Regions from separate parts of the Homo sapiens genome. Here region 1 is linked to region 2. A link is a loop called in an ENCODE intact Hi-C map of the cell type or tissue named here. Cell type or tissue: Calu3. All regions are shown on one strand. Links, peaks and the distances in the headings refer to the core of each region. The heading gives the core; the rest is flanking DNA. Region 1 has its middle 28 kb from the start of LINC01767. Region 2 overlaps LOC124904186 (a long non-coding RNA gene).

Region 1 (9,440 bases), core at 624-8,623, 100 kb before region 2:
CTGAAAATCATCTTTATTTTGTTTGCCACCACTGGGGTTTCCTCTCAACCCTGAATTCTGGTCGCTTTGGTTTGGCCTGTGCCTGGGACCCAATCAGCCTCAGCAGTCTCCTGACCCCAGAGATATCTCACTGGGTCCCTGCAAGCCCCAGGAGCTGTAACTAAGGTAAAGAATAGTACACTTAGCACGATGACTTCCAGGTTCATCTGCGTTTTCGAAAACGACAGGATTTCCTTCTTTTTGTTTTGTTTTGTTTTGTTTTGTTTTAAGGCTGAATAGTTTACCATTGTGTACATATACCACACTTTCTTCATCCATTTATTTATTGATGGCCACTTAGGTTGTTTCCGTATCTTGGCTTTTGTGAATAACGCGGCATGCTAAAAAGGAGTAGATTTTAAATGTTCTCACCACAAAGAAAGGGTAAGTATGTGAGGTGATGGATACGTTAACTAGCCTGATTTGATCATTCTACAATGTAAAAATGTATCAAACTTCACACTGTATGCCATACATATTTGCAATTATTATTTGTAAATTAAAAAAAATAAAAGAACAAAACAATTGGCCACTCAGTCAGCTCCATTCAACTCACACTCCAGGGTGTAGTGTCTTCCTCAAGCTCTAAGGAGACGTGTTTACACAACATCCAGGCATATTTTCTGACATTTCCAGGGTACCTGGCACTGTGCTAGGCTAGGGTTTTAAGGAAAAGGGGGTGGGCTTGTCCTCTTTTCTTTTCTTCCTGCCTCCTTTTTTCCCCTCCCTCCCTCCCTCCCTTCCTTCCTTCCTCCCTCCCTCCCTTCTTTCCTTCCTTCCCTTCCAATGATATAATTCTTCCCACTTCTCTAGGCTTGTGCCCATGGAGGAATTCACTAGGAGACTAAATTCCACTTTCAGGCTGCCTGCAAAACTCCCACTGCTGTCAGGGAGATTTCTGGGCCTTTAATGAGGGGAGAATTTGATTCTAAGACTTCTTGTTAAGATAAAGACCTGGCTGGTTTATTAACTCTATCCAGCTGGGGTACGGACTCACAGACAAATAATTAAACATTCCCTGCCTAAGAAAGTCAGGGTCTCAGAGAAAACCTGGGCTGGATCCGGTGGGAAAGGGGAAAAGGATTATCCCTTACCCCTGTACCAAGAATCATTTCCTGAAAGCCTAAAGCTGGTGGGCCTTTTCCTCTCCAGAAGAACTTTTCTTTCTCTCCTCTCCACATATCTGGATCTAATCTTAAATTGCATCCTAGAATATCAGAGTTCATTTATTCAACAAATATTTATTGGATACCTACTGTGTGCCGGAGACTTTGCTAGGCTTGGGGTGGTAATGGGAGTACTTAGAGGACTTCCTGGTCATTAATACCAGGTTATACAGGAAGAGACTGGGGCCCCAAGGGAAGAAGTCACATATCTGGGACAACAGGTTTAGTGAGGTTGTGGGCCCACTCTCACTCCCATAAAATGCTTCCCCTCCACCCTCCCTGTTTTCTCCTGGGAGTTTGACTCTCCTTAGGGCACCTCTGAGTTTTAGCTGCGGGATTGCAAGTTTCCTGAATGTGGAACCATGCCTGTCACCTCTTGGCTGGCCTTTCAAGCCACTCAGGAATCTCAGTACCTGCATTGACTCATTCAAAAATATTTGAATACATATTCAAACAGAAATTTTTAGTTCAAGGGCTCAATGCCTGGAAGTTAGTAATAATTTAATGTTTGGATAATTCATAGTAACTGATATTAATAACAATAACTAATCTTTTCTCAGCCTTCTAGTATGAAAAATATGTTCTCACATATCTGCATATTAACTCTCATGATTGCCCTGGCATTAAGTATTATTATTTACTTTTTTGTTAAGGTGAAGAACTTGAGACTCAGAAAGGACTTTCTTAAATTCTTTCAGCAAATAGTGGAATGGAGACTTGAATACTGAGTGTCAACCTTGTGACCATCCTATTGTATTGTACTGTTGTGCACAAATAAAACCCCAAAAGTGTGATGCAAGTGTGCAGGTAAACCATCTATTAAAATAGTGGGAATTTGATGAAAGAGGTCATGCAAGAGGAAGGGTTTAAATTGTCTTAGAGATTCCTGTACTCATATGTTTATGGCAGCACTGTTCACAATAGCAAATATATGGAATCAACCTAAGTATCCACCAATGCATGATTGGATAAAGAAAATGTGGTATATATACACAGTAGAACACTATTCAACCATAAAAATGAATAAAATTATGTCTTTTGCAACAACACAGATGGAACTGGAGGCCATTATCTTAAGTGAAACAAATCAGACACAGAAAGACAAATACCACATGTTCTCATTTGTAAGTAGGAGATAAATAATATAGACACATGGACATAGAGTGTGGAATGATGGACATTGGAGACTGGGAAAGGTCTGAAGGTGGGAGGAGGGTGGATAATGAGAAATTACTTAATGGGTACTGATATGGTTTGGCTCTGTGTCCGCCCTCAAATCTTACCTTGAATTGTAATAATCCCCACATGTCATGGGAGGGACCTGGTGGGAGGTAATTGAATCATGGGGTTGGTTTTCCCCATGCTGTTCTCATGGTAGTGAATAAGTCTCACAAGATCTGATGGTTTTATAAGGGGAGTTCCCCTGCATATGCCCTCTTGCCTGCCACCATGTAAGATGTGACTTTGCTCCTCCTTTGCCTTCCGCCGTGATTGTGAGGCCTCCCCAGCCATGTGGAACTGTGAGTCAATTAAACCTCTTTCCTTTATAAATTACCCAGTCTTGGGTATGTTTTTATTAGCAGCGTGAGAACAGACAAAGAAATGTACAATCTATGTTACTGGAGTGATGAATAGCCTAAAGGCCCTGACTTGACCACTACATGATCTATGCATGTAACAAAATTACACTTGTACCCCATAAATTTATACAAATAAAAAATAAAATAAAACACAATGAGATACCATTGCACCCTAGCGTGGTTAAAAATAAAAAGACAAATAATACCAAGGGTTGGCAGAGAAGTGGAACCTGGAATTTCCATGCATTGCTAGTGCTAATGGAGAATGGTACAGCACTTTGGAACCTATTTGTCAGTTTCTTTGAGAATTAAACATACACTTACCATAGGACCTAGCAATCCCAGTCCTGAGCTTTTACTCAAGAGAAAAATGAAAGCATAGAAAAATAAAATAATATCTGTATATGAGTGCTCATGGCAGTTTTACTCACAATAGCTCAAAAGTGGAAACAATCCAAATGCTCATCACCTGGTGATTGGTTAAATACATTTCAGTGCATCCATACAATGGGAAAGATGGCCTTTTAATTAAATGGTGCTGGAACAATTGGATAACAATTTTAATGTGATAAAAAGGAAGGAACTGCTGATACTTGTAACAGCATTGATGAATCACAAAAACCTGATGCTAAGGGAAGGCAACCAGACACAAAATTATTCTAATAATGATGAACTTCTGGAAAAGGCAAAACCATAGCAGCTGAAATTGGTGAATGGTTGCCTGGGACTGGCTATGGTAGGGAATTCACTGTAAGAGAGTATCGATGTTACTTTTGGGGGAGAGGAAAGTGTGCTATATCTTGTTTGTGTTGGTGGTTACATTATTGTACATATTTGTCAAAACTCATTGAATTGTACATAAAATTGGTGAATTTTATTGCGTTAAATTATGTCATAAAGCTAATTTTAAAATAAATAAATTGTCTTAGAAGGAGGAACAGTGTTCAGAAGAGAGGTTAATAATTAAATATGTGTGTGTGTATGTGTGTGTGTGCATGCATGCTCATGTGTGTAGAGGGGAAAGATGTGTGTATGTGTGTGTGTGTGTTTGCTTAGGCCATTCCAGAAGGAGGCAATAACCTAAGTGGGCCTTGCATGAAGCATGGTATGTTTGTTGAATGATGAGTTTGAAGTCCTAAGCTGGAAGGTGTATTCATGAGGCAAGCCAGTGAGCAGGAAGTGGGAAGGAGACAGGCCCAGGGGTGGTTTGTGTGGGGTGGATAGGATCCAAATCTCCATTTGGTAATTTACTAGCTATATGACTTTGGGCAAATTATTTATCTCAGCTTGTTTCCTCTTCTTTAAAATAAGCATAATACTTAGCTACTGCAAGGTGGTTGCAAGGATTAAATGTCACTATGCATGTCAACAGCATAGTTGGCCCATTCCCAGATGATTTTAGGTGTTCAAGATAAATTAGTACTTGCTCTTCAACCATAAAAGGGGCTTTGTGATGCAAAGTCTATAAGGAAGCTTAGCACCAGTCATGAAGCATAAAGGAGTATGAATAGTGTCCCCAAACTGGGAAAGGTTGGTGGTTTGTGAGACATAAAGAAATAATTTTTGTGTTTACTTTCGTTTGTTCATTTGTTTTAGAAAATTGTGGTCAAGATAGGTAATAAATCAGAGTCTGGAGGCAGACCAGGTTGGGGGTACTTAAAGGACATACATGAGAAGAGAAATTCTTGTGATATAGTAGAAGAATGAAGGGGAAAGGTAGGGACAGGGCATGAAACAACAACCATCAACATTTACTGAGTATTTCCTATGTGCCAGGCATTGTTCTAAATGCTTTAAAGCCTGAGCTCATTTAACACATCAGATGAATTAACTTGTCCAGTACTCACATCACACCTGAGGTGGAAGCTGCTCTTATGTGTATCTGGAAGTAAGGAAACTGAGGCACAGCCAGGTGAAGGTGCGTGCAAAGAATGCATGCATCTACCTCAATTTACTTTTAAAATGGATTTAAAAAGTCCTTAAAGAAACATGCTCTCATTATAGAAAATTCAAAAAAGATTTCCATCTCTACGGTTCTCTTATATTCAATTTATGTTGGTGCGTTTTCTTTGAGAGTGTTTTAGATTATTTTACTCTCTACTTATATGTAATTACAATCATGGTGTGCATTTATATATATCAGGAGCATATTGCTTCTTGTCTTCATGACTATAGTTTTAAATGGTGGTTTAATATTTCATTAAGTGGGTATATTAGAACTATTTTTTTCTGCTAATATGAACATCTTGGGACAGAAATCTTTGACAGCAACTCTTATTATGTTTTAAAGATGCATTTCCTGAGGTTGAATTACTGAATGAAATAGAGTGGCCAATTTCATGGCTCTTCATTCATATTGCCAATTTGCTTTTCCCACAGGGTTGAACACATTTATAGTATCCTGAACAACGCAGGAGGCTATGAATTTAATTACATCCTTGCCAGCATTGTGTGTTTTTATTTTTATTTTTTTGTTAAATTTATTAGGGAAATATGGTAGACTGTGTGAATTTTAATTTGCATCTTTTTACTTATTATTGGGATTGATCATTTTCTCTCACATGAGGTCCCTCTTTCATGATTTAAAAAACTTTTTGGTGAGTGTAATTTTTTCAAAACAAACATTTGCATGTTAGGATAAATGAAGTACATAACGGGGCAAAGAGGGGGTAAACTTGCAGACCAGGAGATTTTTGAGCCTAGAAAACTGGAAGAAAGGCCACCCCCAGCCTAAACAAACAGAGGGGAGGCAGGAGTCATTGGTAGAATACTTGGAACCTGTTTCAGTGCTGTCCAGAAAGTGGTGAGTCTTGCCATCCTCTGGTTAATATCTTCTTTTTCCTTTTTATTACACAAATAAAGTATGTTCATTGCAGAAAAAAATAAAAATAAGGACAAAGAAATAAAAATCAGCCATATTTCCACCATTCAGACAATCCTTTAACATTTCATTGTATACTCTCTCCCTCTTTGTATAGAAAATATAACACACATACACCTCTATATAATAGTGTCTCTTTTGAGCTTTCTTCTCTTAACCATGAATTTCTTGCTCTTCCTTCCTTCCATTTCCCTGTCACTCTCTCTCACAGCTCAAATGCCTTTGATCTTGTAGTTGTTTGCACTTCCTTATTCAGAATTGCTTAAGAGACTTGAGACCTTGGGTCACATCTTCAAGGTCCTATGGGAGTCCTTATGGAATCTGAACCAAGCCACACAGTTGGCCACAGTTATTTCTGTGTCTTTTTTCAAACCTGACTCTATTTGTTATCATGTGCTTCTGACTGGCAGAGGGCAACTTGGCTAGATCTGGAAGGACAAACACAAGATAAATCTCATGTGTGTGCTCATAGTCATCGTGACTTCTTTGAAGAAGATCTGTGTAATCTAGTAGATATTCTCCAAAAAAGTGATAAAAAAAAGTTCATGTCGGACTGATCTCAACACTTCTATTATTGACTTCCATTATTGAAAAATTAAAGTTTCAAGGGCAGCTCTCTTCATAGGCTCAATTTATGAAAGGGGAGCCTCATTCTGTTCTTATGTCTCCTTCATTTCTTCTTAGCCTTTTAAAAATTTGGTCTATAGGGATAGATGGGTTCTAATGAGGCTCAGCAGGCCACCAGCTCCTAAATTCCTTGTCAGAGGCAGAATTTTGGATGGAACACTTATGTGCTTATTATATGATAAACTCGTTTGTATACATTTAACCACTCTAGATTCTCCAATCTTTCCAAACTTCAGTTACTGTATCTGTAAAAGTAGAAATAATAATGCCTATTTTGTAGATTTGCCATGGGAATAAATGGTAGAGAGAAGGTAAAAGCTTAGTCCAGGAACTGGCTCAAAGAAGGCACCTCATATATGGCAGCTCTTATTACATAAGGGGTTGCAATGGTGATTTCACCCTAGCACTGATCATGACCTGCAGTTGTGTTGGAAGCTCCTCTGGGAGAAGGATAGCCTACAAAGTATGCAAGATGATTTACACAGGCCATCCCATCTAATCTGTCTGCCATCCTACTAGATAAATTATTACCCTCCATTTTATGGATTCATTTATTCATTCAACAAATATTTATAAAGCACCTCCTGCGTGCGAGGCACTATTTCAGAATGTTGGAGGCACAGATGTTGGTGAACAGAGCAAAGCCCCTGTTCTCATGGAGCTTACATTCAGGTTGAAGGAGACAGGTGACAAGTAAGTGAATGACTATTTCAAGGGGTGGTAAGATTATGAGGGAGGAGAGAGCAGGACATGGAAGATAGCGGAGCAGAACGGGGGAGGCTGCTATTATACAGATCCATCTGTTTCTGTGAAAGGCAGATCAGAGGAGGCCTCCAGTAGTGTAAATCCGAGCAGAGACCTGAAATTAGTGAGAGAGTGAGCCATGCTGATAACCCACGGAGGCACGCTCTGGGCAGTAGGCCCTGCATCTGCAAGGGCTCGGAGGTGGGAACGCACTGGTTGGAGGCACAAGGAGGGCATTGTGGTTGGGATGGAGTGAGTGACAGGGAGTGCAGTGGGAGAAGAGGTGAGAGAAGAAGTACTGGCTGTGGGAGAAAATATTTAGTAGGGCCCTGCAGGGCATTGTGAGTTCTTTAGCTTTTACTGAGGGAAATAAGAAGTAGAGAAGTGACACATGATCTGACTTTGCAAAGTGTCACTATGGCTGCTGCATGAGAAAAGTCTTTAAGGGTGAGGGTGTGGAAGCAGGGAGACCAGCGAGGTGACTGTTGTAGTAATCTAAGCAAGGGATAATGGGAATGTGGATCTCGGTGCTAATGGGGTGGGTGGCACGAAGAGGTCAGGTTGGGGAAGGTAGAGCTGGCAGGCTTTGCTGACGGACTGGAAGGTGGGGGTGTAAATACAGTATGATGGTTTTAGACCTGAGTAACTGGTGGCATAGGAGTTGCCATTTTCTAAGATGGGGAACACAGGGTGGAGCAGGAATCAAGAGTTTGGTTGGGGCATGTTAAATTTGAGATGTCTGTTAATGGTCCAGTTGAGATGTTAGGTATGTACTTAAATATCAGAGCTTAGGGTTTTGGGGAGAGGTCTGGGCTAAACATTTGGAAGCCTTTTGCATATAACTAGTGTTTGTCATATAAATAATATTTAAGGCCATGGGTAAGATCGCCAAGGAAATGAGTACAGACAGAACAGAGAAGTGGCCCGAGGACTAAGCTGGTAGCATTTCAACATGGCACAGGTGAGGGAAACCTACGACCCATGAGAAAAATCAAAGCAAGGGGAGTCAAGCCATTTGCTTCACAGTGAGTAGCAGAGATGGAAATCCAAGCTCTATGGGTCTGACTCTGAAGTCTGTGTTATTAACCCCTCAGCAACACTCCAAATGCTGGAGCAAAGAGGTCTTTTCCTGGAGACATAAAACGTAGGTGGCTTGCCAGTCTCACCTCTCAATGCGCCAGGATTGCAAGCTAAGCCCTCAGGTTTGAGCAAATAAGATACTTCAGTTGCTGGTAGAACCAGACTACATCCATCAGTTCCAGCTGGTGCAGTACTCAAGGATCTCCAGGGAGCAAGAAAGGGCTAGTAATTAAGAAAGATTCCTTTCCTGAGCTGCACTGGGTCACAGTGACTGTCAGGGTTAAAAGATTGATGGCTTAATAAAGACCACCTGAAAAGGCAATTGACCAGCCAGGGAAAAACAATCATCGCCACCCACCCACTACCGGCAGAGTCTCCGTTGAGTCCCACCATGAAAGCAGAGCTGCTTGGAACTATCTGCACTCAATATCAGGATTGTTTGAACAATCCTCAAACAAGCATAAGATGCATTCCTTCATTAACTGGTAGTCTACTCTCTGCCCATTTCCTCGACTAGGTATGTCGAGATAAATAAGCAGTTCCCCTGCTCTTAGGAGTTCAGAATATTGCAGAGGCCATGATTATATTCAAGATTCTGAACAAGCCAAGCCCTCCATTTAAAAATGCTGCAGGTATGTATGTTTTAATCTTTTAAAACTTCACTTCTATAATGGTGTGGTGATTTAGAGCCCAGTATGTAGTAAATATTCAATAGGTTATTCACTGAATTTGAAGCATGTGTGGAGTCATAGAGAAAGGGCCCAGAATCAAGAATTAGGAGACCTGGCTGGGCGTGGTGGCTCATGCCTGTAATCCCAGCACTTTGGGAGGCTGAGGCGGGTGGATCACTTGAGATCAGGAGTTCGAGATCAGCCTGGCCAACATGGTAAAACCCCATCTCTACTAAAAATACAAAAATTAGCCAGGTGTGGTGGCGCACACCTGTAGTCCCACCTACTCTGGAGGCTGAGGCAGGAGAATTGCTTTAACCTGGGAGGCAGAAGTTGCAGTGAGCGGAGATCTTGCCACTGCACTCCAGCCTGGGTGACAGAGTGAGACTCCATCTCCAAAAAATTAAAAAGAATTAGGAGACCAGCATTGCAGCTACAGTTTTGCCAAAAATAAAAATAAAAAATAAAAAAAAATGGCCTTCTAACTTTAAACAGATCCCTCCCTCTTTCTTCTTCTCTGGATTTTAGTTTGCCCATCTGTCAAAAATCGGGTTGAATTAAATTATCGTTGGAGATATTTTAGATCTAAGATTAGAATTTGTCTAAAGGTCTAAAAGCCTCGGTTAAAAAAAAATCCCCTTCCTAAAATGCT
Region 2 (9,440 bases), core at 851-8,850:
GCACATATTAATTCATTGGAAAAAATTCTCACATCAAACTTGTGAACTATGTATTATTGTCGTCTTATTTTATAGAGGAGAAAATGGAAGCACAGTGGGGTTAAGTGAGTTTGCACCATGCTACACTACACTCTTTCAATCTGTACCATACCATATGCCATATGGTGTACTTTATATGCCCAGGTGTCACCTCTTCCAGGAAGCCTTTCAGACCTGCCACAGGCAGGGGTAGGTAACACCTCTCTATGCTTTTATAACATCCTGGCCCAACTCTGCAGACATATTCCATTTAGCATCTATTTGTTGAATGTGTATTAAGGGATTTCTAAAGAAGTGTTTGGCACATGTTTTGTTGAATCCCAGAGAAGCTAAGAACTTCCACTAAACTGACAACCCATAACTGTTCACAGAAAGGCAGCAGGTGAGTGAGTTTGCTGTGGCATGCTCTGTGCACATTTATGCCATCTCCTGGTCACTTCTGCTTCCTTCTCTGATATCCTCAGACCTCCCCTTTGATCACCTCATCTGCATCATTGCTTGGTCCCAATGTCAAAGCCACTGTTGAAGTTTGCTGTGTCTACTACTTTTTTCTCATTTTTGGAAATGAAAATAATGTTGGTTAAGTTCCTATCCTTTCGTGATGTTCTCACTCTTTGTGTGTCCTCAAAGCCCCGTTTTTGGGATGGAGTTCAATACCAGCCAAGGAATGAGAACTCAATTAGAAAAATGAAGCGTTCACTTATAGTACCCCAATCTCCCGGAGACGATTTTCCTGGCCAGAGAAGAAAAAGCAGTGGGGCGATTCAATTTCCCCTCACCATTTCCTAAGCATTACACCATTGGTCCCAATCAGTAGGCCACCTTCATATTCCCAATTCACCCTGATTCTTCTATTCACAATAATTGGACTGTGGAGATATGGGTAAGTGTGGTCTGAATTATTCAACTTGACAAATAGGTTCCTGGGAAGAAGCTGTGGTTTGACTGGGACTCTGGAAGGTGGGTTAGGGCTAGGGTCTCACTGAGGACTGTACATTGCAAAGCATGGAGCCGAAGGACGTCTGAAAACTGTGCGGTGTAGAAAGTTGGAAGTGAGTGGAACAGCCAGCCCTCCCCACATAACCTGGCTCTGCTGCAGTCACGTCTCACCCCACTCACTCCACATCCTCTGGGACCCAGTTACCTTGAGCTCCCTTTATGCCCCTTGCTCCCTGCTCTCCCTTCCCTTGGCTAACTCAGCTTCTGTCCAGTCTCAGCTGAAAGGCCAGTGTCTCCAAAGATCCTCTTCAAAGATTCTCTAAAATTCCTCTTACAGGTTAGAGTGCTGGCTATATTTCCTCATGGGGTCCTGCCTTCCCCTAGCAATGCACTTGTTACACTTAGTAGTCATGAGTATAAGCCATGGTTTGACTTCCTTATTAGTTTATAAGCTGCATAAAGGAGAGAGAATGGCTGTGTCTTGCTTGTCATTTTATCCTTCACTGTAGTGCCTGAAACAGGAGAAGCACTCATTAAATATCTGTTGAATAAATGAATGAACTCTAGAGCACCACTCTAAAGTGAGTGTAAACAAAGATAGCCACTCCATACAAAGTCACAGGCCAGAAGACACTGTCAGTAGGGCAGCAGCAATAGCCTATGCATTTGTTAGTTTCTATGCCCCGAAATGTGTGTTTAATAAATGAAAGAGTATTGATTTCACTGTGCTTGGCGTTTGAACCACCATATCCCCCCAAATTAAGTAAACCTCTAATGGAGTAAAACACTTTCTCCCCAAGAATCAGAATGGCCTCTGCTAATAAATTTTGGCAAGTGCTGGATCACAGATAAAAAATTAGAGTTTTCCCCGCTTCAAAGCACTTCCTTGAGGATGCACTGAATCACAGTGAATGGTCAATTGAACCACTAGCAGGCCCATTAGAAAGTGGGTTGTCAGAGACTCGTATTACGTAGGATTAATATTAGGCATCTCTGTCTCAGCCCAGTGAAAGGCCTCAAGTGTCCTTGGAATTTCAGCGACCTTTTCCCATCAATGATGACATTGTTCTCCAGGCTCGATGGCTTAATTCATAGGAAATGCAACACACTCCTCATCATGATTGCCCACCACATCTGGGATGGGGTCTGGGGGCCTGGGAATACTGAGCTTCAGACACAAAAATGTTACATTTCCCTTGCATAAACTTCCCAGGCTTTGGGAGCTCCTGAGTGTTTTTTTTCTGAATATCTCGACAATCTTCCCAGGGGTCTTAGCTGAGAATTAGGAGGCAATTGCACAAGTTCTAGGAGCCTAGCAGGTCTTAAACCTGTCATCAGCAGGCTCCTCTGATCCAACAGGGTGTAGCTGCAGTTGACAAAATCACCTAGAAGTTAGGCAATATTAGTAGGATCCAAAGCCCATAGATACCATTTTCATTTGGGGAAATCACAATATCACTAATGGGTTGTTGGCATGTTTGTTTCTAAATCTTCTTTATACCCTTAAGAGTTGGCTATTGGTTAGCTTTCATTTTACAGATGAGGGGGCTGGGGTTCAGGATGCACAGCAATTAAATGGATTGCTGGGATTCAAATGTAGGTCTGCCTGATTTCAAACAGCAGAGTGAGTGGTGATGGTACCTATTGAACGCCTAGTTGTATTACACAATGTACTAGGGGTTTTAGATTCTTTTTCTTGTGTATTTCTCATTGCAACCTTGTGATGCAGAAACTGAAGCTAAGACAAGTTTGTTACTTTTGTTATGGTGCAATGCAGCATTACTAGGCAAAATTGGCAGCCAAAGCAGGGAAAATGAGTGACTGGGTGGTGCAGAATGAGTGATCTGTAGGCTGGTGAGAGGAAGGCCTAGGTTGGAGAGGGAGTGAGGGCAGTCTGTAAAAGCAAGGATGGGTCTTATTTAAGGTGAGTCTTCTGCCTGGAGAGTGACTGGCACTCAGAATATGTCTTCTGAATAGATGTGTGAATGCTAGCAGGAGGCTGGTGGGCAGGGAAGGTCCTGGAGGATCCAGTGGGGTCTAACAGAGAGTCTTCATTTGGCCACACTTTAATCAGTCTTCTAAACCTTCTCCTAGGCCTATCTGTGCTCTTTGTTATAAAATCTAGTTTTAGCAAGAATGCTACTAAGTCAGTTTTGAAAGAACTCCCTGCCCTCAATACCTGATCCCTCTTGATATCTGGTAGGTTCCTCATCCTGCACCACCAGGTGATGACTAACCACTGTAGTCTATCTTCAGCAAGAATCCTGTTAGGTCAGTTTTGCCAGAAATCCCCCTTACCCTTGATGTTTCTGCTTAGCAATTTTCCATCTTAGCAATTTTCCATCAGGTGGCATGACTGCCACCCTGCTTTCTGGCTATAAATTCCCACTTGCCCCTGCTGTATTAGGAGTTGAGCCCAATCTCTCTACCCTACTGCAACCTCCCATTGCAGTGGTCCCTCTATGCGTATGGTAATTGTCCTGGATAAAGTCTGCCTTACCAATCTTTAACAAGTATCACTGAATAACTTTTCTTTAACAGGCCTTAAAGCATTAGTTTTGAGAGTGAGCTGCTAGGAATTGAGATCCTAGAGTGGAATGGTGGACTTTAAGGGTCTTAGAGGGGGAGACATTTGCAATGATGACAAGAACCAATGTGGGGTCATGAGCCGGGCAGCTGCAGAGACATGTGGCAATGGCCCCTGGCACTGAGGAGCAAGAGGCTAAAGAGGGCATAGCCTGGGGTGACTCCTTCCACTCATTTCCTGAGTATTTCACACTCTTCTGGGTGGTTGGTGTACACAGGGGTAGGATGGATGTGAATCCTCACTTTAAAGAGCCAAGTGTCAGGTTTCTCCAAAGCTCAGTTTCCAAAAGGGAGACAAGGCTGTAAACATCTTTATATCAAGGTCCGCTTTGCTCCTGTAATGTTAGTGCTGCCTGTGGTGTGTAACCAGGAAGCTCAGATGTGGGTGGTGGTGCCTCCCACTGTGGCTTTCTCTGGATTCAGTGGAAGGTAAAGACAGAGTTAGTTCATAAGTACATTTTCTTTTTCATCCAGGCTCTGCCTTTACCCAATCAGCTCTGGCTTCCTGCAGCACAGATCTGGGCTGTAATAGATCTGGCCTTATTTTATTTTTTATTAAGTTCATGAACTTTAGAGGAAGGAACTTGAAAAAAATGGTCTCATTACCTCAGGAATGAAGGCTCAAACTTCTTTTAATGCCAGACGTTGGCGTGGTCTTGCTTGTTATAGCCACAAATAATCCTGGTGGAAAATTGCAACAGAGTGGCCAGGCACAAACAGGATGGCTTCTTGGGGTGAAGCAGGTGGGGTGGAGGAAGTGGAGGTCAGTGAAGGGTCAACCTAAAATGGAAAAGATCCTGAAGTTGAGGCTTGTAGATTTCAACTATGGCTAGCCATTCGTATAGATTGGCTGTGGGAGGGCCAAATCTACCATTGACCCTTCCAGATGCTAGGATTCTGGGAAGAGCTTGGGCCTGGATTCAGATGGACCTGATTCAAATTCCCATGCGGCTACTTATTATAAGGTACATGACAGTTTACAATTTTTCCGAACCCCTTGTGCTTCAGTTTTCCATGTCTGTAAAATGCAGAAACTATCTACCTTGCAGGATTGTTAAGGGGATTAGAGGAGAACATAGGAAAGTTGTCAGGCTCTGGGTCTATAGACGAAAATGTGGTACAAGCAACATTCTTTAGTAAAAGATCTCCTTGCATAACCCAGGGCAACAGTTCCCACGGTTTAATTGTTAACTGACCAGGAGGCTGACCACGGTGCTGGAATCTCCCTCCTCTGCAAAGGGTTGTTGGAGGAGTGCTGAACATCAGGGCCCAAAGATCATTGTTTGCCAAAATTCTCTGATGATGAGAATCTCCTGAGGGTGTTTGTTAAATATTACAAGTTTCTGGCTTCATCCCAGACCCATTGAATAAGAAGCTCTAGGAGGACCAGGAACCTGTGTTTTTAATAAGAGGCCCTGATAATTCCTATCATCAGGGAATTTGGGGAAACACAGTTATTGCTTACTGCACTTCTGAATGATTGGTGTTAGGAAGCTAGTTTTTGTCTCTGTGTGAGTAAAATACATATTTTTGACACAGATGACCTCCAAGGTTTGGATTTATTAAATTTCTTAAACCTTGTATTTGACTGAATTTAGGGGAAGAATGCATCATGTTTTTAGGGGAAAGACACTCTGTCATTGCTCCCTGCCTTTGCCGTTGCTGTTCTTCCTGCTTGAAATTCTCCACCTGTCTCGTCTACCTGGCAGTTCTTGCTCCTTCTTCAACAGCCGGATCAAGACATTTCCTCTGCAAACCTTTCATGATTCTTGCTTCTTCCTCTATGTTCCCTTTGTGACTTTGTGATATGACAAGTGATTATAAGATGAACCATTTCATATTATGTGTTTGTTTTTGTGTTTCTTCCCACACTAGCTTATACTTATAGGGGTCAAAAAGAGTCACAGTACCTATATTTGAATCTTATGAGTCAGGTCCGGCAAAACACTTGAATAGAGAGTTGAAAGAGTAAGCGTCGTCCGGATTAAAATAAAAAAGGTGATTCCCAGTGAACAGCAGGTGCAAAAGTGTGGATGTCAAAGAAAAACAGTTTCTTTTCCCCCATCTTGAACCATTTTTAATGAGAAAAATCTTTTTTTTTTTTTGAGATGGGATCTCGCTCTATCACCCAGGCTAGAGTGTAGTGGCATAATTATAGCTCACTGCAGCCTCAACCTCCTGGGGTCAAGCAATCCTCCCACCTCAGTCTCTGAAGTAGCTTGGACCACAGGTGTGTGCCACTACGCCTGGCTAATTTTTTAATTTTTTGTAGAGATGGGGTTTTGCCATGTTGCCCAGGCTGGTCTCAAACTCCTGGGCTCAAGTAATCCTCTTGCCTTGGCCTCTCAAAATGCTGGGATTACAGGCATGAGTCACTGCACCTGACTTGAGAAAATCATTTTTGCAATGATAACTTTTGAGGTCTTGAACATTTTTTAGTAAGGCCATGATTGGTAGTTTTTCATTACGATTTAGTTACAAAGGCCAGAAAAGGGACTATTCTAATTCTGAAAATAATGTTTTTAATTGTTAAAATTAAAAACAGCCCAAATTAGTCCTTAAATAACCCATACACTGGATGGCTTTGCAAAGTGTGATATGATTCTGAAAGTGTGTGAAAGGCTTTGGCTTCGGACATACCTGGTCACATCATGTCTTTTCTCCCTCTCACTGGGTGGCCTTGAGCAAGTTACTTAGATTCGTTATGCCTCAGTTTTCCATGTGTAAAATAGAAAATGAACATCCTTCTGCTTTCCTTCTATCCTTTCAAAATTGAAAGAGGAAATTAAAAAATAAAAATAATAAAGATTTTTAAATAACCCTGATAGGCTGGAGCACTGGACTAACACTACTTAGATAAAATTTTAAAAAGATAAATATTGGCTGGGCGTGGTGGCTCATGCCTGTAATCCTAGAACTTTGGGAGGCCGAGGCAGGCGGATCATGAGGTCAGGAGATCGAGACCAGCCTGGCTAACATGGTGAAACCCCGTCTCTACTAAAAATATAAAAATTAGCTGGGTGTGGTAGTGCGGGCCTGTAATCCCAGCTACCTGGGAGGCTGAGGCAGGAGAATGGCTTGAACTCAGGAGGTAGAGATTGCAGTGAGCCGAGATCGCGCCACTGTACTCTAGCCTGGGTGACAGAGTGAGACTCTGTCTCAAAAAATAATAATGATAAAATAAATATATAAATATTAAGTCTGGAATTCACATACATAATAGAAATACTGGCTTGAAGTGAATTAATTTGGTAGCAGCTCATGTCAGAAGCACTCTCCAAAATTATTAGAAATTAAGTTCAATCACTCCAATGGGTTAATGGGACACTAAAAAGGTACTTTTTCCTCTGGCATTATAACTAGATTGGTAAGAAATTTGATGTGTGATGTGATGTGTTATCAGGGAAAGGCAGGTGGGAACCCTCATGCACTGCTGTGGGGAGTAGTGCAGTCGTTCTGGAGAACGGTCTGGTACTACTAAACAGGTGAATTTGTGTATGCCCATCACTCATCAGTCTCACCCTTGGTTTGTGGCAAATTTTACAAATTAGTTCACCCAACTTCCTTCTCCCTCACCATAGAACATGGTTTCCTGCACACTAGGGGACGCAAAGGTAAAAATCAATATTTTCCAGATGTCTTTATTGCTCAGGGTCCATTTATTGAATTTTACCCTTTTATCCCCTAGTGTGCAGGAAACCGTGTTCTAAGGTTGTACAAAGCATGCATGTGATGTTTGGAAAGTGCAAGTGATTATCATGAGGCGGAGACCTTGCCTTTGCTGCTTCTGCTGTTTTTGCTAGTATGCGTAATCACAAAGACTTTAAATTGCTGCAATTTATTTTTTGGAAGATGTAGCAAAGGTTCTAGTGTCCGTTTCTAACATGGTGGCATTGAGAAGCTGGACATTGGACATCCCTTTTACTAGTTGTGATGGCAGTAGAGGTGGTGTTGATTTCCAAGCCCCATAGCCCTCCAATGGTGGCAGAAGCCATTGCTTCTTGGTGTACCAGTTTAGTTGTGTATTTCTGGGGGTTATTCTTGGAAGCTCAGTCAAGATATTACTTTGTTTTGGCCACTTAAAAATGAATAATTCTTTTACACAACATGGTAACTATAGTCAATAATAATGTATTGTATATAGACATACCTCATTTTATTGCACTTCGCTTTAGTGTACTTTGCAGATTTTGTATTTTGTACAAATCACAGATTTATGGCAACCAAGTCTAATGGTTCCATTTCTCCAGTAGCATGTGCTCACTTCATGTCTGTGTCACATTTTGGTAATTCTCAAAATATTTCAAACTTGTTTATTATTATTATATCTCTTAGGGTAATCTGTGCTCAGTGATTTTTGCTGTTACTGTTCTGGTTATTTTGGGGCACCATGAACCTCATCCATATAAAATGGTGAATGTAATCAATAAATGTGTGCGTTCTCCATTGCTTCAAAGAGAATAAAATACCTAGGAATTCAACTTACAAGGGATGTGAAGGACCTCTTCAAGGAGAACTACAAACCACTGCTCAACGAAATAAAAGAGGATACAAACAAATGGAAGAACATTCCATGCTCATGGATAGGAAGAATCAATATCGTGAAAATGGCCATACTGCCCAAGGTAATTTATAGATTCAATGCATCCCCATCAAGCTACCAATGACTTTCTTCACAGAATTGGAAAAAACTTCTTTAAAGTTCATATGGAACCAAAAAAGAGCCCGCATTGCCAAGTCAATCCTAAGCCAAAAGAAAAAAGCTGGAGGCATCATGCTACCTGACTTCAAACTATACTACAAGGCTGCAGTAACCAAAACAGCATCATACTGGTACCAAAACAGAGATGTAGACCAATGGAACAGAACAGAGCCCTCAGAAATAATACCATGCATCTACAATCATCTGATCTTTGACAAACCTGACAAAAACAAGAAATGGGGAAAGGATTCCTTATTTAACAAATGGTGCTGGGAAAACTGGCTAGCCATATGTAGAAAGCTGAAACTAGATCCCTTCCTTACACCTTATACAAAAATTAATTCAAGATGGATCAAAGACTTAAATGTTAGACCTAAAACCATAAAAACCCTAGAAGAAAACCTAGGCAATACCATTCAGGACATAGGCATGGGCAAGGACTTCATGTCTCAAACACCAAAAGCAATGGCAACAAAAGCCAAAATTGACAAATGGGATCTAATTAAACTAAAGAGCTTCTGCACAGCAAAAGAAACTACCATCAGAGTGAACAGGCAACCTACAGAATGGGAGAAAACTTTTGCAATCTACTCACCCGACAAAGGGCTAATATCCAGAATCTACAAAGAACTCAAACAAATTTACAAGAAAAGAACAAACAACCCCATCAACAAGTGGGTGAAGGATATGAACAGACACTTCTCAAAAGAAGACATTTATGCAGCCAACAGACACATGAAAAAATGCTCACCATCACTGGCCATCAGAGAAATGCAAATCAAAACCACAATGAGATATCATCTCACACCAGTTAGAATGGCGATCATTAAAAAGTCAGGAAATGACAGGTACTGGAGAGGATGTGGAGAAATAGGAACACTTTTACACTGTTGGTGGGACTGTAAACTAGTTCAACCATTGCGGAACACAGTGTGGCGATTCCTCAGGGATCTAGAAGTAGAAATACCATTTGACCCAGCAATCCCATTACTGGGTATACACCCAAAGGATTATAAGTCATGCTGCTATAAAGACACATGCACACGTATGTTTGTTGCGGCACTATTCACAATAGCAAAGACTTGGAACCAACCCAAATGTCCATCAATGATAGACTGGATTAAGAAAATGTGGCACATATACACCATGGAATACTATGCAGCCATAAAAAGGA

The links. Hi-C counts contacts between places; a loop is a spot of excess contacts. Peaks named below come from ENCODE experiments on the same cell type or tissue, not always from the same donor. Only the 100,000 strongest peaks of a DNase experiment are listed, where the experiment ranks them.
Region 1: a loop joins it to region 2, with 6 times the contacts of the local background. A loop is called at or near these places in 3 of 110 quality-filtered maps.

What each region holds. Positions count from the first base shown.
Region 1 is chr1:56,382,054-56,391,493 of GRCh38, reverse strand. No RefSeq gene overlaps it. Among named protein-coding and RNA genes, the nearest start is that of LINC01767, 28 kb to the left of the region's middle. In Calu3, for the core only: no CTCF peak of the experiment used is centred there; DNase peaks (open chromatin) are centred at 1,103, 1,483 and 4,063.
Region 2 is chr1:56,280,477-56,289,916 of GRCh38, reverse strand. All of the region lies in intron 1 of LOC124904186 (a long non-coding RNA gene), which reads left to right. Among named protein-coding and RNA genes, the nearest start is that of LINC01767, 130 kb to the left of the region's middle. In Calu3, for the core only: no CTCF peak of the experiment used is centred there; DNase peaks (open chromatin) are centred at 3,226, 4,256 and 4,766.